Regions from separate parts of the Homo sapiens genome. Here region 1 is linked to region 2. A link is an interaction called in ENCODE POLR2A ChIA-PET data of the cell type or tissue named here. Cell type or tissue: PC-9. All regions are shown on one strand. Links, peaks and the distances in the headings refer to the core of each region. The heading gives the core; the rest is flanking DNA.

Region 1 (4,394 bases), core at 80-4,079, 160 kb after region 2:
TTTTTTTTTTTTTTTGAGACGGAATCTTGCTCTGTCACCAGGCTGGAGTGCAATGGCACGATCTCAGCTCACTGCAACCTCCATCTCCCTGGTTCAAGCAATTCTCCTGCCTCAGCCTCTCTAGCAGCTGGGATTACAGGCACGTGCCGCCACGCCTGTATTTTTGGTAGAGAGGGGGTTTCACCATGTTGGCCAGGATAGTCTCGATCTCCTGACCTCGTGATCCGCCCACCTTGGCCTCCCAAAGTGCTGGGATTACAAGTGAGAGCCACCATGCCCAGCCAGAAAGGCTTTTAATAGGTTTTTAGAATAATAATTTACTTTGCCCCAAACAATACCAAGCTAATTATTTTAGGCAGAGAATCTACAGATCAAAAGAGACTTAAGATAACGGATCAATTCCATTGGACATATTATTAAGTATTATATCAATTATTAAATGTATCATTGTGATGTGTAGATCTTACCTGGATATTAATTTAAAAAGCTGAAAAAGAATGAGATTTGAACACTGACTGGATGTGACTATATAAAAGCAAAACATAAAAATTTTTTAAAGGAATAATTACAATGCCACCTACCTTCTCAAGAAAACCCTGAAGTATGATATTGTTACTTGCAAGAAAAAGAAAATGGTTTCTGGCCGGGTGCGGTGGCTCACGCCTTTAATCCCAGCATTTTGGGAGGCCGAGGTGGGCGGATCACAAGGTCAGGAGATCAAGACCATCCTCACCAACATGGTGAAACTCTGTCTCTACTAAAAATACAAAAAGTAGCTGGGCGTGGTGGTGTGTGCATGTAGTCCCAGCTACTCAGGAGGCTGAGGCAGAAGAATCACTTGAACCCAAGAGGTGGAGGCTGCAGTGAGCCGAGATCGTGCCACTGCACTCCAGCCTGGGCGAAAGAGCAAGACTCTGTCTCCAATAAAAAAAAAAAAAAGGTTTCAAATATACTGGTAAGGCTGGGGCCTGGTGGCTCACACCTGTAATCCCAGCACTTTGGGAGGCCAAGGCAGGCAGACCACCTGAGGTCGGGAGTTCGAGACCAGCCTGACCAACATGGAGAAACTCCATCTCTACTAAAACTACAAAAAATTAGCCGGGCGTGGTGGCACATGCCTGTAACCCCAGCTACTCGGGAGGCTAATACTTTGAAATATATATATGTGTGTGTATACATATATATACATATATATGTATGTATGTATATATGAATGACTACTACTTCATATTACTTCAGCCCAGGCGCAGTCTTAAAACCTTCTACAACTTTTTTATACTCCTCAAATTTTCTACTGGGGCTGAGCACAGTGGCTTACACCTATAATCCCAGCCCTTTGGGAGGTTGAGGTGGGCTGATCACTTGAGGTCAGGAGTTTGAGACCTCAAAGTGTTGGCACGCACCTGTAATCCCAGGTACTCAGAAGGCTGACGCAGGAGAATCACTTGAACCTGGGAGGTGGAGGTTGCAGTGAGGCCAGATCGTGCCACTGCACTCCAGCCTGGGTGACAGAGCAGAGACTCTGTCTCAAAAAAAAAAAAATAAAATAAAAAAAATAATAATAATAATAATAATAATTCTATTGGTTCTAAGCAAAAAGGAGAAAGTAGAGAAATATAAAAGGGTGCTTATCCCCTGATCTTTTAGTGTCTTTCCCCCATGGAATTCTTAGTTTTTTTAAAAAAATAGTATTTTAAAATACAGACTAGGTCTTGCTATGTTGCCCAGGCTGATCCTGAACTCCTGGCCTCAAGCAATCCTTTTGCTTCATCCTCCCAAAGTACTAGGATTACAGGCATGAGCCACTATGCCCAGCTGAAATTTCTTAGAGCACTTTTTATTTCGAAACCAGGAGAAAAGATGAGTTAGTTATGTTTTTAGCAGAAATGGGTAAGGTACCAAACATAGCCACAATAGCAATAGGATGTCAATGCCAGAGAGAGAAAATAAAGAGAGGCAAGATGTTAGACCAGGCTGACAGTTGTTCAGCTAGCTCCTTTACCCTTTTCCCTGGTCCCCTTGAATGGGTCCTCTGTTCCCTGCCCTGCCCAGAACAGAAAAGCCACCACCAGTCACTTGGAACTGGCAGAGACCAGACTTCCATTGCCAAGAATGTTTCACAATAATAAAAGCTTAGTTAACATCTGAAGACTTAATTAGAATATTACAACAGACAAGTCTGAAGTTACCTAAATGAAATAAATGAGCTACTTTCGGGGTAGGATAGTGGGGGAACCACTGTCCTTAAATGGATGTCCTTAAGGGAGAAAATATCTAGCTCTTAATTTTAGTCTCTTAGCAGACAGATATCCTAGGGAGGTTTTACTACTGTCTGGCATGTCACTGTCTTGTAAGTCTAACAAATGAGGATGTGAGCTCATGCCCTAGGCAGTGAGACTAAAGGCTGATGAAAGGGAATGATGAAGCAAATTAACAAAGAAGACTGCATGCTAGACTGCTAGACAAGTAGACACATTCTTCTTTTTTTTTTTTTTTTTGAGGAGGGGTGTACGAGGGCTCCTTCTGTCGGCCAGGCTGGAATACAGTGGTACGATCTTGGCTCACTACAACCTCTGTCTCCCGGGCTCAAGCAATTCTCCTGCCTCAGCCTCCCAAGTAGCTGGGATTACAGGTGTGTGCCACCACGCCCGGCTAATTTTTGTATTTTTAGTAGACACGGGTTTTCACCATGTTGGCCAGGCTAGTCTCAACTCCTGACCTCAAGTGACCCGCCTGCCTCGGCCTCCCAAAGTGCTGGGATTACAAGTGTGAGACACCATACCTGGCCAAGTAGACACATTCTTACCACAGTCTCTACAGTCACAAGTTCGTTAGTGAGGGCGGTGGGAGGGTGGGGATGGTTAATGGGTACAGAAAAATAGAATAAATAAGATCTAGTATTTGATAGCACAACAGGGTGACTCTAGTTAATAATAATTTAACCATACATTTTGAAATAACTAAAAGAGTATAACTGGATTGTTTTCAACACAAAGAATAAATGCTTGAGGTGATAGATACCCCATTTTCCCAATGTTTAACAGGATACTCTATTATACATTGTATTCCTGTATTAAAATATCCTATATACCCCATAAATATATACACTATGTACCCACAAAAAATGTTTAAAAAGTTTCTAAGAAATTGATCAAAATCAATCACTCCTTTTTAACTATATGCATAAAAGGCTGTTATAAAGTTCTATTTAAGATTATCTCACTTTGGGAGCTGAAGGCAAATATCTGGCATATTCAAGTGCTATTCAAGAAAACAAAAATAATATGGCTTTTATTAGCAGCAGTCAGCATTTGTTTTTAGTGTTGTTACATATTCTTTTTTTTTTCCAGACAGATTCTCATTCTGTCACCCAGGCTGGAGGGCAGAGGTGCCATCTTGGCTCACTGCAACCTCCGCTTCACAGGTTCAAGCAATTCTCCTGCCTCAGCCTCCCAAGTAGCTGGGATTACAGGTGCCCGCCACCATGCTTGGCTAATTTTTGTATTTTTAGTAGAGATGGGGTTTTGCCATGTTGGTCAGGCTGGTCTCGAACTCCTGATCTCAGGTGATCTGCCCACCTCGGCCTCCCAAAGTGCTGGGATTATAGGCATGAGCCAACACACACGGCCAAGTGTTGTTACATTTTCTTATCCTAAGAAAACTATAAAGAGGTACACTTCTTTTTTGAAATAAAACCTTGCTTTTGATGTCCAACACTTAAGAGAGTGAATGAATCAATAGAAGAGAAAGACTTAATTTAACACCCTAGCCTAGGAGAGATGAGCAAGTGAGGAGCAGGTTCCTATTTCTGACAAGAAGAACAGGGATTAAAAACAATGTGAGAAATAAACAAAAAAACAAGCCAACAAACACTGTCAAGACCACTGAACCCTAGTTGCAAGCCAGGCTGCTATACTAAGCATCCTGATTATTCCAAAGATGCCCCGAGATTCAACCCAGCCCTTCTGGCCTCTGCCAAAGAGGCACAGAAACAGCCAAGTCAAGTTCCAAGAATAGTCGTGGCATACCATCCCCCTCCAACTACAGTCATCCTCAGGGAGATTGTTTCTGGGAGCATCTTGCCCTAGGACTAACAGCAGAATTCAGAAGGGCAGTCAGTTGTTACTACTGTTTCCTTCCTTATCCAACAAAACTTCAAGAAACAGTAGATTAAGGAACCTGGGATTTAACCACAATTAATTCATTTAATTTGATAACAATTAATTCATTTAATTGGAGGTGGTAAAACAGTTACCTCTTTTGTAAATCTAGTATTTCAGGGACTATCTGGGAAACCACAGGTGGTAAAATCAACTTTTAAAATATTTAAGAATAAAAAGTGGACAGTCCTTTTCTGCAAAGTTAGACTATGTATTAAGAGGTTATGAAACCAG
Region 2 (4,394 bases), core at 298-4,297:
AATGTCACCCTTTCTCCCCCAGATGTGGCACTATCTGTTACCTTGGCTTGTAGAACTTTCTACACCCAAGTTCTACTGATTCTTTCTCCTAAATACCCGCAAATGATCTCATCCTTGCCTGCTTCAGACCTTCAGGCTCTCTTGCCCAGACCATTGCTAGGCGGATAGCTTCTGTGATGCCCTCTCTGCTCTGACCCCACACCTCTTCAATTCCCCTCCTCCTAAAAACCCCTTGGTTCCTTACCTAGGCAGGCACACAAGAACCTGGCCAGGCCCTTGCTGCTTTTCCTGATCCCTACTCCTTCCCAGACACGTCCTCAACACTCCTATAAAACCTGGCCACTTGGGGCTAGGCACGGTGGCTCATGCCTGTAATCCCAGCACTTTGGAAGGCCAAGGCGGGTGGATCACCTGAGGTCAGGAGTTCGAGACCATCCTGGCCAACATGGTGAAACCCCATCTCTGCTAAAAATACAAAAATTACCTGGCCATGGTGGCACATGCCTATAGTCTCAGCTACTCAGGAGGCTGAGGCAGGAGAACTGCTTGAACCTGGGAGGTGGAAGTTGCAGTGAGCCAAGATTACACCACTGCACTCCAGCCTGGGTGACAGAGCAAGACACTGTCTCAAAAAAAAAAAAAAAAAGTCTGGCCACCGGCTCTTCCACTCCTCCATGTCTCTGTTCATACTGATCCCTCTGCCTGGAGTGTCCTTCCCTCCCCTCTGTCCACCTAGTAAACCCCTCATTTTCTTTAGGCCCTACTCCAATCCACCTCTCTGTGAAGCCTTTCCTGACCACAGTGCCCTCCATTCATCTGCCCCAGGAACATTCATTCATTCCACAAGTAGTTATGCCCCACCTATGTGCTGGGAATTAGGACAGTTAAGGACCCTGCTCTTGGGGAGTACATTCATCTGGGCAAGACTGATAATCCTTGCTATATCATCCTGTATAATTTCAGAATGATTAAGGTGAAGGGCTGCAGAATGATAAGACACTCATGGCGGCCTTGCTGAGGGGATGCCAAGTAAGCAGATACCTGAGGAGTTCCTCCTAACCCTCCGTGTCCTGAGCACTCTGCATTCTTTTTTTTTTTTTTTTTTTTTTTTTGAGACAGGGTCTTGCTCTGTCACCCAGGCTGGAGTGCAGTAGTGTGATCTCGGCTTATTGCAACCTCCACCTCCCAGGTTCAAGCGATTCTCCCACTTCAGCCTCCCAAGCAGCTGGGACTACAGGTGCGTGCCACCGTGCCAGGTTAATTTTTTTAGGCTGGAGTGCAGTGGCGCAATCTCAGCTCACTGCAACCTCTGCCTCCTGGGTTCAAGCGATCCTCCTGCCTCAGCCTTCCAAGTAGCTGGGATTACAGGTGTGCACCACCATGCTAGGCTAATTTTTGTACTTTTAGTGGAGACAGCTGTCACCATGTTGGCCAGGATGGTCTCAAACTCCTGAACTCAGGTGATCCACCTGCCTCGGCCTCCCAAAATGCTGGGATTACAAGTGTGAGGCACCGTGCCCGGCTGTGAGCATTCTGCATTCTTTATGGTCTCTCCTTGGGAGGGTTGTGAGACTTAACAAATAAAAACATTGCATAGGACATACTTATACCAAAAAATTGTTCTTGAAATTCAAATTTAATGGGACCACCTGTGTTTTATCAGGCAACCCTACCCCTAGGACTCACTGCCCTGTGAGTTCAGAGAAGGAGCACCCTCAGGGCCCAGCACTGTGGCTGGCTGCAGTAGGCACTCAATAAACACTAAAAGAATGAGCCATTAAGCAGATGCATGAGCAGCACTTGCTAAGTTGTACTGTATTTTGCATTTGCTTGCTGACTCCCCACCTGCATCGCAAGCCCCTGCTTGCTGCGCAGGCAGTGTTAGATGGCATCCTCTGTACCTAATGCAGCCTGAGGAGTGGTTTAGGGAGAATGTATCTGCCTCTTACCATCTATTAGTGCCTCCCCTACTACCCCAAGTAATAATCAAATATGAAAAACAATTTTAGAATGTGGCAATATATGTAATGACATGGAAACTGAGAAACATTTTCTCAATCATATGTACATGAATAAAAACACCTTTGGAAAACTTTGCTATATTTATAGGCTGCAGTGTATAATCTATGAAAAAACTGCTTCCATCTAGTGCCCTAGCTACCCCTTTCCAACCAGACAGCCTCTACGAAACCCTTCCTCTTTTGGAATCGTGGAGCTGGCAAAAAGAGCTGACCAGTAGATGTCTGTTATACAAATGATGGCAGAATTTTACTGTGATTCTGGGCCTATGTGTCAATCTTCCCACTGGACTGGGATCCTGCACAGGCCAGCAAGGTGTCCTTATTGTCCCCAGGCCCAGCATGCAGCAGCAGCTCAGGAAATGGGGATTGAAAATCTATCAAGAGCCACATCTCATAGTTGACGTTAAAGCTTCCCCGAAGGAAGGCTGGTTCAAATGCACACCCCATGTTGCCCTCTGGAGATCAGCAATCCCATCAAGGCCCAGCCCAAACCACACACTGGCAAGCAGCCCAGAAAGGGTGTGGTCCAACTGCCCCACAAGTCCTGTGAATAAGCCCGGTCTTCACTCCCAGTTCATAAAAGGGCCACTGTCCCAGGGCAGCCTCAGCTCCTGTTGGTTTCAACTCAGAAGGAGAATGTTGTTGCTTGAGCCTCTTTTGAGCTTTAAAAAGGACAAGGAAAGGCACTGTACGGAGTGTTTTACTTTTGACTTTTTTTTCATGACTACAAACTGTTGGATATTGAAAACCTTGCATTTACTTGTGAATTGCCAGTCTGTGTTTGCGTATGGAGGAAGGTAAGATTTGCAGGGCTGGAATTATTTTCATTTTCCTTGTAAGTTTCTCCAGTACTTAGCTTTTCATTGAGCATTCTATATTTATTTCTGTGTCATTATGTCATTCTTTGGTGCATTTTATAACCTGTGATGCTGAAAGCTGCCTTCCTTCACATTGTGGGCTAGAGTCAGATAGGGCAATACAGTCACACAGCATCCACCAGAAGTTAGTGCCATGGAACACAGTCCTGAATAAGCACACCAATTTGCTACAAGAATGATCACAGAAAGACTGTGTATAATAGTATCAAAGAATAATTCAAAGACATAGGGTTAATTATTAGGGCACCATTTACTTGAATACAAGGGAAACCAAAAATAGCTTTATTTCATATATCAGAGCCAAAATAAGAAATAGGAAAAGAGGAGAAAGGAGAAAAATGAAAAACTGCAGACGTGTGAAAGATAATGAACTTTGCCTTTTCTTGAGTAAGCTGCTGATTAGCAGGCAGCTAGCTAAGAAGGCCAGAGGGTGTTCTGCCCTTGACATCTGGATGAATCATCAAAGAGGATAATTCCAGTTGCTTATGGATTCTCCAGGAGCCCTTGGAGTGGAACTGTGCTGTATCTGTGACAAGTTCCCTCTGTGTCACATGTGCCTGGGTCCTGGGAGAACACCTCCATCTCTGTTATGCCTCTCTGCCCTATGACCTTTATGTAAAAAGTCTCAATGTAAGCAGCCTAAATGTCTAACTTAAAAGGAACCAGCTAAACAAACCTCAGTATAACCTCAGCATGGAATACCAAAGATCTTTTTTTTTGAAACTGAGTTTCACTCTGTCGCCCAGGCTGGAGTACAATGGTACAATCTCAGCTCACTGCAAACTCCACCTCCCAGGTTCAAGCGATTTTCATGCCTCAGCCTCCCGAGTAGCTGGGATTATGGGTGCCCACCATCACGCCTGGCTAATTTTTTTATTTTTAGTAGAAGCGGGGTTTCACTATGTTGGCCAGGTTGGTCTCAAACTCCTGACCTCAGGTGATCCTCCCGCCTCAGCCTCCCAAAGTGCTAGGATTGCAGGCGTCAGCCACCATGCCCGGCCCCAAAGATCTTTTAAAAATGTTGTGATTTAAGAAAATGTTGTAGTAAAAATATGTAATAATGTAGAAGTTGTTCATGATATACCATTAAGTTATGAGTTTGTGGGGACACACTCATTCCATAGCATTAAATCTGTATCAGTCAAGGTTCTCTAGAGAAACAGAACCAATAGGATCTATGTATACATATATCTCTAGAAAGGGACTTATGAGAAGGTATTGGCTCACGTGAATATGGAGGTTGAGAAGTCCCACAATCTGCTGTCTGCAAGCCGAGGACCCAGGAAAGCTGGTCGTATAACCTGAGAGCCAGAGGGCCGATGGTATAGATTGCAGTCCAGATCTGAAGGCCTGAGAAGCAGGGGTAGCAACGGCAGGGGAAGATCCATATCCCAGCTAAAGTAGTCAGAGATCACATATTCAACCTTCTTCTACATTTTTGTTCTGTTTATACCCTGAACAGATTGGATGCAGTCCACGCACAGTGGGGAGGGCC

What was found. ChIA-PET counts read pairs that join two places held together with the same protein. Peaks named below come from ENCODE experiments on the same cell type or tissue, not always from the same donor. Only the 100,000 strongest peaks of a DNase experiment are listed, where the experiment ranks them.
Region 1: POLR2A ChIA-PET joins it to region 2 with 5 read pairs; 2 of 35 experiments call an interaction of 5 or more read pairs at or near these places.

What each region holds. Positions count from the first base shown.
Region 1 is chr1:179,173,367-179,177,760 of GRCh38, forward strand. The region is part of intron 1 of ABL2 (ABL proto-oncogene 2, non-receptor tyrosine kinase); the gene reads right to left. Among named protein-coding and RNA genes, the nearest start is that of ABL2, 54 kb to the right of the region's middle. In PC-9, for the core only: no CTCF peak of the experiment used is centred there; DNase peaks (open chromatin) are centred at 2,085 and 2,405; H3K27ac peaks cover 1,596 bases.
Region 2 is chr1:179,014,707-179,019,100 of GRCh38, forward strand. It overlaps a transcript of FAM20B not described here. Among named protein-coding and RNA genes, the nearest start is that of FAM20B, 9.0 kb to the right of the region's middle. RefSeq lists a cis regulatory region at 2,244-2,755. In PC-9, for the core only: no CTCF peak of the experiment used is centred there; DNase peaks (open chromatin) are centred at 2,555 and 3,355; H3K4me3 peaks cover 945 bases; H3K27ac peaks cover 2,402 bases.